Regions from separate parts of the Mus musculus genome. Here region 1 is linked to region 2. The links are chromatin loops, found by intact Hi-C in ENCODE. Cell type or tissue: left cerebral cortex. All regions are shown on one strand. Links, peaks and the distances in the headings refer to the core of each region. The heading gives the core; the rest is flanking DNA.

Region 1 (8,340 bases), core at 108-8,107, 260 kb after region 2:
TACCTTGAAGGCAGGTGCTATTGTAGTCAGAGGCTTTTCTAAACCCAGGAGTTTACCTAATGTGACACAGGCTTAGAGGTGTGTTACCTGCATCTCTGAGAACCAAAAAGGAGATGCATGAGATAGTGAGAGATCTAAGTATAAAACATGGGAATCTCCTAAGCTTGCCCCCCCCTCCCCCCAGGTTAAAAGAAGTAGATTCCGCACTCTGGACTAATATAATGAAATTGAGAATAATTACAAAAGACTTTTGTCACAGGACCTATTCCTGAGTAACTTGACATATGATTCTTGGATATTCATCTAGAAGTATTCCCCCAGTGTAGATGAATCTCACACCCACAGCATGGATCACATGCTGTGTACAACATTAAAGAGCTGAGCGGGAAATGCTTTTGTTGAACAAAGTTGTCCAAAGTGTCTTTCTGCACCTTTTCATTTTACAAAATACTTTAATGTTTTCCCTCTTATCTGGAGTCTGGTCCAGATAAGCCAGGTCTGCTTTCCTTAATGGACCTGGATAAACAGTGTTTTCTCTTTCTTCATCATCGATATAGAATAAAACAGACAAAGCAGTTCCATGCGATGCTCAGAGCTGGACCTGGAAGGAGAGGGGAGGAAACTGGGAGGTATGAGACCCCCCCTCATTGCTGTGCTTAACATAATTTCAATGTTCAGACCTTTAACACTCACCATCTTCATTATTTCCTACATTTTTTTTAGATTCATATTCCTGCCCTAAACCCCAACTCTAGTAAGCTCCATTCTGCTCTTGTGCACAAAAAAAAAAAAAAAATCTGGCAGTGCTTGGCGCCATTTCTAAATGGAGGTTAAAATTTGCCAAGGATATACTCTCTTTCCAAGATCTTTTTAAGAGATGAACCAAAGTAGAGGTCTAATGGGTGAGGTATATTTTACAACTTGAATTACGTTAAAAGCCAGAACTATTTTGCGTCCAAAGTTTTATCTTTTTTTTTCTTTTTCTTAATACAACAAGACCTAACACATTTGATGCATTCAAATAAAATCTCCTCCTGAAGCCAGAGCTCTGGGTTAATCACCTAATGGAGCCAGAGTTTATTAATCAGTATAGGAAGATTCAAGTTAAAATTAAATGGTTCAGTTTAGTAACTATGATACAAAAGATATGGTTAACATAATACACCACGACAAGAGTGCCCAGAACTTGAATAGAAATAATTTCAACTTTAGATTTTGCTTAAAAGGATTTCTGAGAACCTCCGGCAGCAGCAGCCCCTCATGAAGGCTGTGTTAGCTAGAAATCAGGGGCTGTCCTCAGTAGAGGGTAGACTACACCGCCTAATGCATGACACAGTATATTTTAAAACAGTTTCAACTCCCATTAAAAACCCAACAGTGAACACAGCTCAGTGAAGTGGCACTTGTTGGCAAGCTTCCTGGCAACATTTTCAAAGGTACCATGTTGCATCGACTGTACACATTACAGACACAACTCCATCAGCGGAAGGTCTAGCTGAGACCCTTCCCCCACTCCTAATCCCCGTTTTATAAACCTCTAACTTTTCTTATCGGCTTCATGGCACGGCAGCCTAGAGAACTTTACACGCTTTTAAAATCGTCTTCAGTTATTACCATCAAAGCTGGTTCGTTACTATTTCAGCGCATTGAAGTTTCTAGGTTTGGGCTAAACTGGGTAGCTTCCTCACATTTCAAACATTCAGGCTCCTCTGAAAATCGGAAGCTCCTGACAGAACCAGTGACTTGCACCCTAAATCTTCTCCCAGGGCCTGAAATCTCGTCCCTGTCTTCCTAATAAAGGGTAACTCAAATCTTTATTTCAGCTCCTCCCTAGAGGAGGTCAGTCGGTGGGAAAACAGGGAGTTGTTGTCACTGGGATCTATCTATCTGATCTTCCCCAGGCTGACCATGCCAGAGAACAACTGCCCTTTCATGGGCTAGAAAAGCCTGGCTCTCAAGATGCACTTGCTAATGCTGTCAGGAGATGCTGGGGAGCCTCTGCACTGAAACTTGCATCCGTTTGGTTCCCAAATAGATTTCTAATACCAAAGGGCACCTTATATCGTACTGCAGTTTGCCTTCTCCGGGGTAGAACAAGGGGCTAGGAGCTCTGTATAAAAATAAAATAAAAAGCCCACAGAGGCGACTTCTCCGTGTGCTCCATCAGTCTATCAGGTAAGGAAATGTCCCTTCAGGGGATTTCAGTGGGCTTGGAGATTTAACCCTTTCAGATCTTCATTAAAAATACTTTAACGCACATACAACCCCCATATTTGGTCTTCAGTTCTACTCTCCAGTGCCATTGAAGAAATAAAAAAGATCTGCCTGGTCCGTTCCAATTTGAACCTTTTGATCTGGAGAACACTCTGAAGGTGGCGGTGGGGGCACCCTAGTAGGCACCATTAACTCTTGGGGGAGGCTAGCTGGGAAGACTTCACTGTGCAGCATCTCCCAAGAAAGAAACCTCTTTGCCCCCCCCCCCTCCGCCCCCAATTCTCCGCCAGCTCTTACAGTGAAAGGTAACCCTTTCCTTCTCTCGCCCCTTTGCCCCCAGTTCCATTCTACTCACGCTGCTGTTGTGGCCAGACCAGTGGACCATAGCTTGGTTGTGTGCTGAGTCTCCTGTCAGAGCAAATGTGGTGCTGGTCAGTCTCAGCTCCTCCATCCGGAAGCGGGTGGCTTTGTCCGGGTCCCGTGCGCCAGTCCCAAGCCCCTGCTGCCCTCCATCCTTTAGCATGTCCCGGCGGCTCCGACTCGCACCCTCTCCGGGTTCAATCTTCTCGGGTTCCGTTCCACTCCGTCTCCTACGGCCAGAGCGTGCAGCGGTCGCCACTGACACCCTGCTGCCCCCAGCTCGCTCCAGAAACAGCGCACGGTCCCCGGGGGCCACTGCGAACAGGGGTCTCATGAAGAGGGGCGGGGGCGTGGCAGGAGCCCGACCCAGAGGTCCCGGGTGAGGAAAGCCTCTTGGGGTAAGGGTCCGGCGTGGGGTCGAGCTAGGGTGCTGCGGAGGGCAGCAAGAGAGGCTGCTGCAGACGCCGGGGGCTAAGAGCATCAGAAGCCCCGCTCCTGCAAGGAGCGCGCTCAGCCCGGCCGAGGAGCCGTCTCCAGCGCCAACTTTTCCCATCTCTGGAGCGTAGAGAAGCGGAGAGGGGGTCCCGGACCGAAGGCAGGCAGCGGAGCGAGGCTACAGGCTGACGGCGGCAGGGCGTGCGCTCAGGACCACAACTCCATCCAAGTTGGGCTGGGCGGCGGCGGGGCGCGCGGAGGCGGCGCCGGGCAGGTGCCTGCCGCTCGCCCAGGCTGGGCTTGTGCGGAGCGCGCGGGTTGGGACGGAGCTGCGAGCCACCGCCGCCGCCGCCGCCGCGCGGGGGTGGAGCCGAACTGAAGTCACGGGCGGAGAGGGCGCCGCGCGCCGGCTGGCGACGCGGGAGGGAGGGCGGGCTCTGCCGGGGCTCCGGGGCACTGCGTCCCGTCTCCGAGCTGCGCTGTGTCCAGGGCTGCGGGCGCGGGCTGCGCTGTCGCCTACCCTCCCCAAGGCGCGCCGAGTCCCCGCAAGCAGCCCGAGCAAGCACCCTTCCTCTTGGGGCGAGCAGCCCCAGGCTCCCGGAGCAGGCGCTGTGAAGGGTTTCCTATTCCTGTTTTCCCTTCTCTCTGTGGTTGTTTCTCCCCTTTTCTCTTTTTCTGGTCTTTTCCAGTTTAGAAGATGAGTGGGCTCTTGCTCTCCCTCTTAAACTGGGTGAGTTGGCATGTAGTCCTTACTTTGTGTGCCCAGGCCTGGAGAAGATCTCAGAAGGCAGCAGAGAGTGGTGCAATAAACTGTGTGTGTGTGTGTGTGTGTGTGTGTGTGTGTGTGTGTGTGTGTGTCCTGCTCAGTCTATGTGTGTGTGTATATATATATATAGTTGGTGAGATTTTCTCTCCTCTGTGATTCCTCCTAGATTTCAGGTCTTTTTAAGCACTCTCCAGTATTGAAAGCACTCACAGTTGACAACACAATTAAAGTTAAGATTCCCCAAGTATTTTGTAGTTATATACATCTTGGCAACTGTCCTTAAGAGACCATAAGCTCCTTGAGAGAAGGGAGACTCCGAAGTGACCTGTTTGCCGTATTATTCTCTGTGTTTGGTAACAGTGCACTGAATGGTAGCAAATGTAAGTGATTGGCTTGATGAGTATGTGTTGTGAGTTTGTTATAGATCTGTATATCAACAAATAGAGGAAATGTGTTGTATTCTTCTGGCATCACTGGTGTCTAGCTCAGGGTTGCTAACACATGCATTCAGATCCCCCCCCCCCCAGCAAGCCCGCGCTTGAAAGTGTTTGCTGTGGGACCTTCAGGTAATTGTGCTTCCCAAATATTAAATTAAGTGGTTGCAATACATGACCTTTAAAATCCTTTGTGACCCTAAAATTCTGTAATTATGTGATTATAATATCAATCCACCCAAGATCCCCTGCCTCTACTCAGAAATTGAGGTAATGATTTATAGTAGGTGGGAGCGCTTTGGAAATTGCAGTTCATCTAAAGCCAGGCCTTTTTCAAATTGTTAGTTGATGCCAAGGTTTAAATGCCATCGCATCTCTTTACCATTTCCACGCACCAAATAATGTCCTCTTGAGCACATGAGAATTATAAAATTATTGAAGGAATGTTTATGGATTGAATGAACAGATGTTATGAAATAGTGTTAATTCCCGTGTGCAGTTTGATTTTTGTTCAGTTTTGCACTTGGAATCATCATCTTACTCTACAAAATTCAAAGTTTGTGATGAGCCCCACTTGAAAGTAATACACAGTGATAATTAATCTTCAGTTAATGAAACCTTCCTGATGATACTCCAGAGGAACAACTTTATGATAAAAATCTATTCCGGGGAGATGTGACATCATGATGGTTCCTACAGCACACTGCAATCCCAATCCCGGAGAGACTGAACCAGAATGGTCTCCATTAATTCAAGGATAGGATAGGACAGGACAAAGTTGCAGATGTGTTTAGGCTACAGAGTGGAGCCTTATGTAAATTAAAAAATAAATAGACACATGAATAAATAGACAAATAGATAAAAAAATAACCGAAACTAATAAAAATAGCATTGTTCTTATAACAAAAGCAGTCAACGAGCAAGCACATAGGAACTATTTATATCAAGAATCAAAGCTGGGTGCCTAAACGTGTCCTCCAGCGATTAAAAGCCAAGGGCTCTTTTGAAAAGTGCCATCACTACACAAATACAGACCCTGCTAAAACAGAAACATATCCTGGCAGGCTGTAGCTGTCACAGAATGGCAAGAATCAGTAGTCTGATCTCCTACCCCAGGCTTCCTGTCCACTGCATCAAACCTCCTCCGCAGCCCCCCCCCCCCCAGGTAGGCTTGCTCCTTCCCTTAGAAAAGATATTAGAGCAAGGCAGGGTCATCACCTGCTCAATGCTTCCTTTCCATACTTTGTTAACCTCCTTTCCAATCTGGGTAGGTGAGTGAGAGTTCCTCCAGGAAAGGAAAGACACAGAGTAAAGATGAGGAACCCAGTCAAGTCCCATCTAAGAAGGAAGCCTGGAACAAAGCAAAAAGAGTCCAAGTCGAGATTAATTAGAGCTTCCTGGCTTTAGATATTGCTGCATTAAATCTCCAGTATTAAAATAAATACCATCCTCAATAAAATGCTACAAATGGAGTGGAATTTTCTTCCTAGAACTTAGATCTTTTCACACGTGTGTTAAGATGACACCACAAAAGACAGGTGTGGGCCTCATGGCTGTAATCCTAGCAGTAGGGAAGCTGAGGGTTGGCCTAGTTTGAAGCCAGCCTGGGCTAAATAATTACTTTAAGAGCAGTCTGGGATGCAGAGTGAAATCTTGGCTCAGAAAAAAAAAACCCAACATTAATAAAAACAAAAGAGAAAATTCCCAAAGAAGGTCATTCTAAAGTGACTGTTCATGGGTCATTTGAGACTTCATTGAGGAGAGCTAAAATTTTTAAGGCATAATTTCCATTATCCATTGGTGAAGATAAAATTGTACAAATGCAGATAAAATTGGCCCCAGGTAGTAGTGTATATGAATGTGTGTTCATTTTATTTCCCTAATGACTTTTATCAACAAGCCATAGGAGAGGTTACTAGAATGTTCTAAACCATTAATTTCTCATTGTTGGGAATCCACAGCAACAGGTGAATCACATGAATTCTGTTTCTTAGTATGTTTGGTTAATCTATAAGATATAGGTTATTATATTCTTACATCTATTTGTATATATTTTTGTGTGTATATATGTATGGGGATAAACCTGCCACCGTGTGAGTGTGGAGGTCAGAGGACCACTTTTGGGAATGAGTTTTTTCCTTCTGCTACGTCAGTTTAGGGGATGAAACTCATGCCTTTAGGTTACTAACATCAGCGATGATTGACTGAAGGCTGAACTGCCTCTCCAGCCCCCATAGGTGTTGTTTTTATGGTCTGTGAAAATGTTACTAGAAAATTAATGTCATAGGCCTGAAGAGATTATACATTTCTGATTCCCATGAGGAAGGTTTTTAAAGATTCCCCACGGAAAAAAGATAAGCCATTGCTGTCAAGATCTTGGCCAAATGCATCATCAGGAGTAGCATCCTTGGCCTTTCTTTCCTGTGGCAGTCTCTCAATAGTGCCTTCTCAGTGTCATTCAATCCTGTGTCTCTTTTCTTTGTCTATTAATAACCTCCCTCAAAACATTGTGTGGATAAAGCCGATAGTAGCTGTATTAATCTGCTCTTTCTCCCAGTGTCTCCCTCTGTGCTTAGCTTATTAAGCTCTCAAAAAAAAAAAAAAAAAAAAAGACTGCCTAGCTGTGTGGGAAACACTACCCACTTCTCACCTAGCAAGAATCACTGTAAATCAGAAGTATCCTCCATATTGCTACAGACTTTAAATGTATCCACTTCTGTGGCACTTCTGTGAATGTTCTCTCACCTGAGTCTTCCTGTCTTGCCCAGTTTTTCAGATTATGCTAAACAGCTACCACTAAGGGTTAGCCTACCATGTAGTGCCCAAGACAAGGCTTCTGCTTAGCCATTTCTCTTGGAAGTCTCTCTACTCAAAATTCCACCAACAGACAACCCCTTTTGGTAACTTTCTATAGATTCAGCGTTCAGTAAACGCTTAGTCAGTTTCATTAACATTGAACCAGCAGTGCTGGAAAAAGTGAGTAAGGGATTATATTGTGGAGGGAGAGGAGGTTAGAGTCTTAGTGGTTCATGTCCTCTTGCCTTCGTTTGGTGTGCACGAGGAAGAGATGCTAAGCAAGGTAGAATTGTCATCACTGCCATGATCTTTCTGCAAGAGCTACAGTTAACTAACTTTTCTTCGCTTTGGTTTTTTCAAAAAATGGTCTCACTCTGCAGACCAAGTGGCCTCAACCTTGTGATTCTCCTCCTTCAGCCTACCAATGGAATAATCAGCAGGTGCCATAAACTCCCAGCTGACTGCTTCATTCATTTCCCTGCCTTCCATTGCTCCTTCTCTGAGGGCTACCTTGACTTCAGCCTGCATTAAATCCTATTACACACTTTATCAATAGAACAATGTCTTTTAATAGCTCCCCAATACTTGGCTTTCCTTGGATACCATTGAAACAAAGTGGCTTGCATTTCAGATAAACACCACGAGGAACCACAGAGGAAAACCAGGTAGAACAATACTCAGGCCATTCCCATAGCTTGCCAAGAGAAAACAGTTTAAACTGCCCTTTAAAGTACTTTTAGGTATCAAACAAATACTGAGCACAGTCAAAATCAAGTCAGTGTGTCTCTTCTCAGACAATCCAGGTTGCTTTAGCAGAAGTACTTAAGCCCTCATGTTTGGAAAAGCCAGGCTAAGATTATCTACCTGACATATGGGGAAGTTATGAGAGCCAGCTTAACTTTGTAAAACTCATGGGATTAATCCTACTGCTTTGCATTTATGTGACTTCTGTCTCGCCAGATCTATAAACAGCATTTTCTTCTAGTTCAGTAAATCTTGCAGCAGCTTCAGAAGATAGGTAGGGGGCAGGTTTTGCCTGCATCTTACAGAATAAATATACATTTATCCAAGGTCATGGAGTTAGAGACAAACTTAACACAGACTATTAGTCTCTTCTTCCCCACACAATCCTACTTTGTTGCAGCCAGCTGATAAATACATGAATTAAAGTCTCACATTATTTTTATTTGGCTGTCAGGCATTGCTTACACAATCATTTCAAGCTACAAAGGCGATTTATATAAATATTTAGGAAAAGAGGGGCATGAACTAACATTACTGCCATCTTGTGATATATATGTGTACATTAACCTACTTAAATACTCAGGCTTAATC
Region 2 (8,340 bases), core at 115-8,114:
GTATGAAATGCTATTGCCACATGACGCACTCAGTCTAGTGAAAGATGGAAGTACCGCTGATAACTTCAGAGAGAAAGGGCGATTAATTTCCCTCTTTATTTCCGTCACGATTTTTTGGGGGAAATTCTGATTAGAGAAAAAAATACGAGGACAGAGAGTGGAGTCGTGCAGCTTAAATGACACATGAAACATTTTTACTCAATGTTTCATATTCTCCAAAAATGGGTAATTAGCCAGCCTTTCAGGCCAGCAGCATGAGGTTGAATACATCATCAATTTTTATAGGAAACATGAGTTTTCAAGTAAACAGGAAGTTTCCATTATAAGACAGCGCTTTTAATTCATATAGACGCTTTTTTATTAATAATAGTGGTGGACTTCCAGCTACCTACTGCAGCTGTGGTTCTGTCCCTACCATATGGAGTTTCTTAAATAAAAAAAAAAAAAATCAAGAAGATTTTTTCCCCCAGTAAATTCAATTCCTTTTATCTTCCAGATGGGCGGGTAGAGGCAGCAGGTGGCAAATTCATTTTTTATCTAGCAACATTTGACCATGTGACATATTTTATTTCCACAGTTGATGTAACCCAATGAACAGCAAATTGGGAAGAAACCTCACTGGGTGGTAAGTTAGTGGGGCATATGGGTATTTAGGAAGTGTGTGTGTGTGTGTGTGTACTCATGCATGCATCTGGGACTAGCTAACAGGTGACAAAGGCTTTTCTTGAAAAGGTAATTCAAGAAGGGTATTGCTGTTCCCAGTCCTATGAGGAGACCTTTTATTTGAAGTCTCTGGTTCGAATTTATACTGACAGCAACTGTAAGGAATGGAGAGGTCATCTTCATTGAATGAGATGTGATTTGGTGCTAAGGCCTTAGAGAAAGGTATTTTCAGAATTAACCCCCAAGCTTGACAACCAATAAAGGAAACTTCTATGCCACAGTAACCAGGGCTGTCTGGGAGAGCCTGCTGCGGCCTGTGAAGGTGACAGGAAACTGAAGGGATCATCAGTTCTTAGCATCAAGCAGTTGGTTCTGAGTTTCGAACAAAGTTTCGACCAAGTTTAGATTAAGTACATCACAAACAAGCAAACCTTTCAAGGGTATCACTGTGGACCTTGCCAGAAATCTCAACGTGGCCAAGTGCAGAATTGTTTTTAGTAAAAAATCAGGCCGATTGTTCTGCCTCAAGTTTCAGACCTCTCAACCCATAGAATGGGTGGAAGTCAGGATGGTGTTTGGAGGCAGAGAAGTGTGGTATATCTGTCTGGTTTGAAAGACATTTCAGAATATTTCCTTTCCTAATACTACATATAGCCCCAGTGTTAACTGGGAAAATCTCTAGAGGAAATATCCTGGTATGTTTTATTTAATCTATCTTACCTTTTATTTTCTAATTACTTGATAAATTAATATTTTCACACATTCTGGGCCATGGCTGATTACTCCCTCCTTAGTGCAGCTTTTACACCGCATAGACCTGACTTCATTTATTATCTCCTTGTTCTTCCCTAAGGGAAGATGTGTCTTGATCACTACCCTTGGGTTCCTTGTGTGCTTTCTCTCTCTTCTCATTCTGAGCATAGATTTGGAGACATTTGCAACTCTCAAGAAGCTCTGAGGCACATCCTTTCTTAGACTGCATCTCACCTTTACCACGCATTCATTAGTTTCTCTGTACGTGTCCCCTGACTTTTAGGGCAAGTAGATTTTGCTTAAAAGATAGACATGGTGTTGGAAAAAAAAAGTATGAAGAATGGAAGAATGGAAGTAACTGCAGAGTGGAGAAGAATGTACAAATGTCTGTATATAGGTGTTGTGGTATTAAGTGAATATATATATATATATATATATATATATATATATATATGTATGTGTGTGTGTATATATATATATATATATATATATATATATATATGGTATAATATATAAGCACCCACTATTTCATATATATTGAAAATAGCACAGAAGTTCCTAAAACTGTTTTTAAAATAGAGTCACTATGCAACCTCACAATCCTGCTTCTGGATAAGTATTCAGGAAAAGCTAACGCAGGTTCTCAAACTGATTTGCATAGCCAAATTCACAGGAGCAGGATCCGAGGTCATCTAACTGTTGAATTAACCCAAATAGCCACTGATGGATGGATGGGTAAAGAAAATGTGACTCTACCGACACATTTGCATGCATCTCGACAGATACTCTTCCATTTAAAATGAGGTTATGTCCCCATAAGCCCATCATAACTTGAAAACGCCATAAATTGCAAACATCCTTAATTCGCCTGAGCTCCTGAGCATCATAGCCCAGCCGCGCAGACCTCAGATATGCTTAGGAAGCTTATGCGTGCCTGCAGCTGAGGGAGTAAAACTTCTAGGTACAGCTACCATGGGAAAATACTGAAATTTTAAAATCTCAGGATGATCTCTACTGAATTCAAAGCACTTCCGTGTCCCTGTAATGTAAAACAACAATGCAAGTCTAACCACTGTCTGTAAGTACAGAACCATCTATGATATCTGCTAAAGGAAAGAAATCACGGTGTGCTACAATAAAATGGACTTTATGAAAACTGTGCTGAAAGTAACGAGGCAGCAGCAAAAAGACTAGCAGTCTAAACCTATGTGGGGGAGGTACATACCTCCAGCAGTCAAATCCACAGAAATAGGAAATGGAATGGTGGTTTTTTTCAGAGTGTGTAGAGGGATGGGAAAGGGTCGAGGCTTGATGAGTATTTAAGAGAAATCTTCCTGGTATTTTGTCTCAGAATATAGTTTATATCACTGAACTGTGTAGTTAAAAATAGTTAAGACAACTAATTTTATGTTGTGTGGGGGTTTTAACTAAAAATTAAAAAAAAAAAAACAACAACATTGGAATGAACTTGGCAGACACACTATATTTAACTAATATGAAGATGTGCTCTAAAGCGCCAGCCGGAGCAGACTGGTAATACTTATGTACCGTTGCTGGGCCTCAGTTCTTGGAGTTCATGAAGGTGGAATGACTCAAGGTAAGAGAGCAGACATTCTGCACACTGGCCCCGTCACTTCCATGGGCCATGCCTCAGATGCAGTTCTGCTTATGTGCACATACACAGAAACGACTGAGGGTTGGAGGGCCCATAGCTGTGCATGATGAGCTTCTAATAGCATTATTAAAAGCTGCCTGTTGTATTGTATCCTTAAGAACATCCTGCAGAAGAGACTCACCGTTTCTGTGCATTCTTTCTTGACCTAAAACCTTAGTGGTGAAGTTTATCATAATAACCTTATATACCATTTACCCAATAGACACATGTGTGTGTGTGTGTGTGTGTGTGTGTGTGTGTGTGTGTGTGTGTGTGTGTGCATGCGCTTCCTCTCCAATATTCAAATGTCTCTCAGAGAATTATTTCTTCTTTAGACAAAACAGTGTTAGGATAAACTAAGAAGACCTTTCTGGCCAGGTTTGGTCACCCACACATTTAATCACAGCACTCAAGAGGCTAAGTCAGGAGGATCTCTGAAGTTTGAAGGCTAGGCTACAATGATGCGTGCCAGCATAGACAGTTCTACATAAGGAGGCACTGTCACAGAACAAAACAACAAAACAAAACAAAACAAAACAGTTCCCTGCTCCTCCCTGTGGAAGGCCAGCAAATCAATGGGTCAATAAAGTTTCTTCTACTCTGCAAAGCCATAGCACAGACCTGGATCCACGGGTTGGCCAATGGGACACACTGGATTTTACCTTGAAGTTGTAAACATAAAAATGGAACAAACTGTTGGAGTTTGGCAAACCCGTTAATCAACTCCCATAGACATAACTGTGACCCAGCCCTTTAACTCCAGTTCTTGCCACTGTTGGTTTTGAAGATGAGATTCCATTTGTGTTGTCTCTGTGAGCACTAGCTATCTTTTGCAAAGGGAGTTCCCCTTCAATTTAATTAGCCAGTTGATTGGAGTTGCTTTCAAGCAGGGAGCATTACCTGACAGTGTTTATTTGCACAGTGGCTTCAAACCGCTGGTGCTGGGGCGGCAATCAAGTCTCCAGAGCAACGAGAAATCCTCTTGTCCCGTTGCTTTCCTTTGTGAAGGTCCTGTGGGAATATCTCCTTGAATTCTCGTCATTTTCCTGGGTAGCTTTCCTTAAAGCCCTGCTAGTCATCTGCTGTTCTTCCCAGTGATGTCCCAAACACTATTAAAATAAACCCACCTACAGCACTGAGCCTGCTAATCATCCTCCTACCTAATTTCACGTCTGACAGCCAAGTTCTTCTGCAGGATTTCTGTCCTTCTGGTGAGCTTGAGCTAGTGTGTGCACCTGCGTGTGTACGTCCCTATGAAAGTGGTTCACAGGTAGATTACAAATACGGTAACCATCTACCTTTATCAGCTATATATCCTGAGAGGAGAGACACTACAAACATTTCTACATCCCTCTCTGCACAGCAAATAACCCTCCCAGTGACAAACACATGGGCACCATCACCGATTAAAAGATGCATTTTTATGTGGGAGGAAGGGGTTCCTAAGTGGATGCAGATCTAGGTTACATTGCTGAGAAGATGTGGGCAGTGAAGCTGACAGGAGTCAGAGCCAGACTTGTGGAGGAGTGGGAGACACACAGGGCTGCCAGCCCGATGACATCATTTCTCTTTTTCCGTCTTTTCTTTCTTATTTGTTCTCAACGCAATAGCTGCTGGTTTCAGTTGTCAATTCTGATCGCTCTTCACTTTTTTTTTGTCCTGCTGTAAATCACACATCAGGGCCTCTGTTAGTAGCATCGCCTTTTCTTAAAGACAGCTTCACTGTTTTCCTCTCTGTACTCACAGGCAGAATCCTGCTGCCTGGTCATGACTCCCACTGTGACAGCAGAGAGAAATGTTTACCCAGGTCTCCTTGCTTTGCAGGTAGATTACTTTTCGGTTAACACAGCTCTTCATGGTTTACCGGGTAGCTTGATGCTTATTCCCGGTGCTGGAATCCACAACAACCTTTACCAGTGATGAGGACTCAATCTTACCTCCTTAAGAGAGAAAGAAGTGACCCTGACTGTTTAGTATTGGCTGTGTCACTAGATAACACACGATTTTGCAGTAATTTCTATAACGACCTCTGAACTATTCTCCCCACTTCCAGTCTCACATTTTGACAAAAGTATCTTGCAAACAACATTTGTAAAGTCATTTAATAGCACATAAAGTCCTTGAAGATAGATTTTCCACCCTATTAATAGGTAGAGGCAAAAGTAATTGAAAGTTTAGGCTGTGAATTTTAAGTCATTATAAGTAGGTTCAAACATATCATTACTAATCAAGAAACAATGCAATCAACATATTTTTTACTAACAAAATGTAAGTTTGTTTATCCCGATAGCAAGAATACCTATGCTTCAAGACACAATAGACTTTTGAAAGGGACTGGTGTCTGCTAGAGATAAAAGTGTTTTCCCTGGCCCACCCCCAACTCCTCAAAAATTCTTAAAGATGTAGCAGTCAGTGAAAATGGTGAATGAGGCACAATGTTCTCGGTCTAATTCATTCGAATTTTGAAGCTCTGGTTGTGTGACATGCCATTGGCTGTTGTCATGGAGAAAACTGCCTCCTTTTATGACCTGTGATGGTTGCGGTTGTCACAGATTTTGACAAAACAAAAGGTATATCTATTATTTTTATTTTATTTGAATGTATTGGCCTCCATGTACGTATGAGTACTGGGTATGTATGCCATGGCTGTGGAGGCCAGAAAAGGGTTTTGGATCTCCTGAAACTGGAGGTAAATATGATTGTCAGCTACCCTGTGGGTGCTGGTTATCAAACCATGATCCTTTGCAAGAAGAGCTCTTAACTACTGAGTCATCTCTCAAACCCCTATGAAATGTTTTGGATGTCCACTTCACTCCTTGTTCTTTGGTAGCTCTGAGCATACTTCTCAGCCATGAAGAGGTCCTGACAGCCGTAGTGGATCAGATCGCTTTGGGGGAGGGGGTGCCCCTTTGATTTTGGAAAGTGCTTTGGAGGTTCTTCTGAGAGTAACTACTGAGCTGCACGTTGGCATTTGTTCCACAAAACCACTTTTCATCCTATGTCTCACTCTCTGATCAAGAATGATTTGTTTGGGGATAAAGAGATGGCTTAGAGGTTAAAAGAATACTGCCTTTCCGGACGACCTGAGCTCAGCTCACAGCCCCCATGTCAGGTTCCCATATCTGCCTGTAACTCCTACTCTATAGGATCGTACATCCTCCTCTGTGTCCATAGGTTCTTACATACAGGTGTCATTCACATACCCACACACATACATAGACATAAGTAAAACTAATAAAAATTGTATAATAGTTCTTCTTTTAGAAGTAAAAATAAAAAGTAGTGAGGTACATAGAATAAGAAAGAGAAGAGAGGGAAAATTATTATTTTCTCATGTCAGCTCATGAGACACTCACCCGTTCAATGAAAATTTTCACTTTGCCAGTGTGTTTCAAATGCCAGATGGCTGGGCCTAGCAAACACAGAAGTGGATGCTCACAGTCAGCTATTGGATGGATCACAGGGCCCCCAATGGAGGAGCTAGAGAAAGTACCTAAGGAGCTAAAGGGATCTGCAATCCTATAGGTAGAACAACATTATGAACTAACCAGTACCCCGGAGCTCGTGTCTCTAGCTGCATATGTATCAAAAGATGGCCTAGTCGGCCATCACTGGAAATAAAGGCCCATTGGACATGCAAACTTTATATGCCCCAGTACAGGGGAATGCCAGGGCCAATAAGTGGGAGTGGGAGGGTAGGGAAGTGGGTGGGAGGGTATGGGGGACTTTTGGGATAGCATTGGAAATGTAAATGAGGAAAATACCTAATAAAAATATATATATATAAAATGCCAGATGGCCAGTGACTGTTCCTTCTCCTGTATTTATAAGAGAATCAGTTTTGATGTTTACTCTCAGCGGGTCATTGTCCACTTCCAATTGCCAAATACCGGGTTATGTATCTCCAATGCTCTGGGTTTTAAAAAGATATATCTATTATTTTTACTTTATTTGAATGTATTGGCCTGCATGTATGTATGTATGAGTACTGGGTGTGTGTGCCATGGCTGTGGAGGCCAGAAAAAGGTTTTAGATCCCCTGAAATTGAAGTTAAGTATGATTGTCAGCTACCATGTGGGTGCTGGTTATCAAACTATGATCCTTTGCAAGAAGAGCAAGAGCTCTTAAGTACTTATTCTTCTCTCAAGCCCCTATGAAATGTCTTGAATGACCACTGTACTCTTTGTTCTTTGGTAGCTTCTGAGATAAATATTTTACTTAGTATTTACAGTTGACACCATCATGTTGAAACCCATTTTTTATATCAAAAGTAGAAAATCACTCTAACTTGCTTTTTTGGTTTAACATCATTTCCCCGGTATAAGGTAAACAGCAAATAATAAATGATTAGCAAAAATGTGAATTTAAATGCTGTATAACATAACCACAGAAGAATCTATTCTAGGGCAGAAGAGATAGCGCCATGATTAAAAAGCACTGACTGCCTTTCCGGAGGACCCACATCCGATTCCCAGAACCCACACTGTAGCTCACAAATGTCTGTAATTCTAGTGTGTGGCTGCTCCCTGGTGAGGGACTGTTCCCTGTAGCTCAGCCCTCACTGTTTTTATAGATCACCCTGACAGGCAAGCTCAGCCCTCAGATCACCTGGCTCTGAGCTTGCCCGCCATTACTTAAACTGATATTCTTACTAACATCCTAACTGACTGACTGAGTCCCTGCCTAACGCTTCGGCATTCTCCAACTTGGTTCCAGAGATCATTACCAAGTGAGACTCACAACCAGAATCCTACTCTAAGATTTTCTTCCTGGGAAATGCAAATAAGACCTTATCCAGAAATACATTTTTTACTTTAATATTTTATATAACTCTATGAATTAGTAACTTATCTTTCTTACCCAGGAAAGGTAACTGAGGAAAGAGAGAGTTCAAATTCTGTAATTTTAGAGTGAGAAACTAAAAGAATAACCTATGAAAAACAGGACATATGTTCTGTTTTATTTTTCTGTCTCTACTAATTGAATAATCTTGTACTCTCTTCTTGGCTTTGGCTGGAGCCCTTGGTTCCTAACCCAACTCTGTTGCACCTCAAATAACTTTCTCCTTCAGAGAACATGAACTCATCCATGGGGGCACAGGCCCAGTGCTGCCCCCTGCTGACCATCACGCTAATTGGTATTCCATGATAAAATTTAGAAAGCAGCCCAAGCAATACATGAAGCAAAATCTCATTTTTTTCATGCATTTCATGGATGAGAGAGAGAGAGAGAGAGAGAGAGAGAGAGACAGAGACAGAGACAGAGACAGA

Evidence for each region. Peaks named below come from ENCODE experiments on the same cell type or tissue, not always from the same donor. Only the 100,000 strongest peaks of a DNase experiment are listed, where the experiment ranks them.
Region 1: a loop joins it to region 2, with 4 times the contacts of the local background. A loop is called at or near these places in 2 of 42 quality-filtered maps.

The regions. Positions count from the first base shown.
Region 1 is chr19:50,675,342-50,683,681 of GRCm38, forward strand. It overlaps Sorcs1 (sortilin-related VPS10 domain containing receptor 1), which reads right to left and starts at 3,305. Exons shown (of 26, transcript NM_021377.3): 1 at 2,570-3,305. The coding sequence starts at 3,127. It overlaps Gm26629 (predicted gene, 26629), which reads left to right and starts at 2,064. Exons shown (of 8, transcript NR_166832.1): 1 at 2,064-2,175. In left cerebral cortex, for the core only: CTCF peaks have their summits at 3,462, 3,661 and 8,020; DNase peaks (open chromatin) are centred at 750, 1,466, 1,818, 2,783 and 1 more place; H3K4me3 peaks cover 3,323 bases; H3K27ac peaks cover 2,224 bases.
Region 2 is chr19:50,414,948-50,423,287 of GRCm38, forward strand. The region is part of intron 2 of Sorcs1 (sortilin-related VPS10 domain containing receptor 1); the gene reads right to left. Among named protein-coding and RNA genes, the nearest start is that of Gm26629, 260 kb to the right of the region's middle. In left cerebral cortex, for the core only: no CTCF peak of the experiment used is centred there; DNase peaks (open chromatin) are centred at 4,227 and 4,569; H3K27ac peaks cover 204 bases.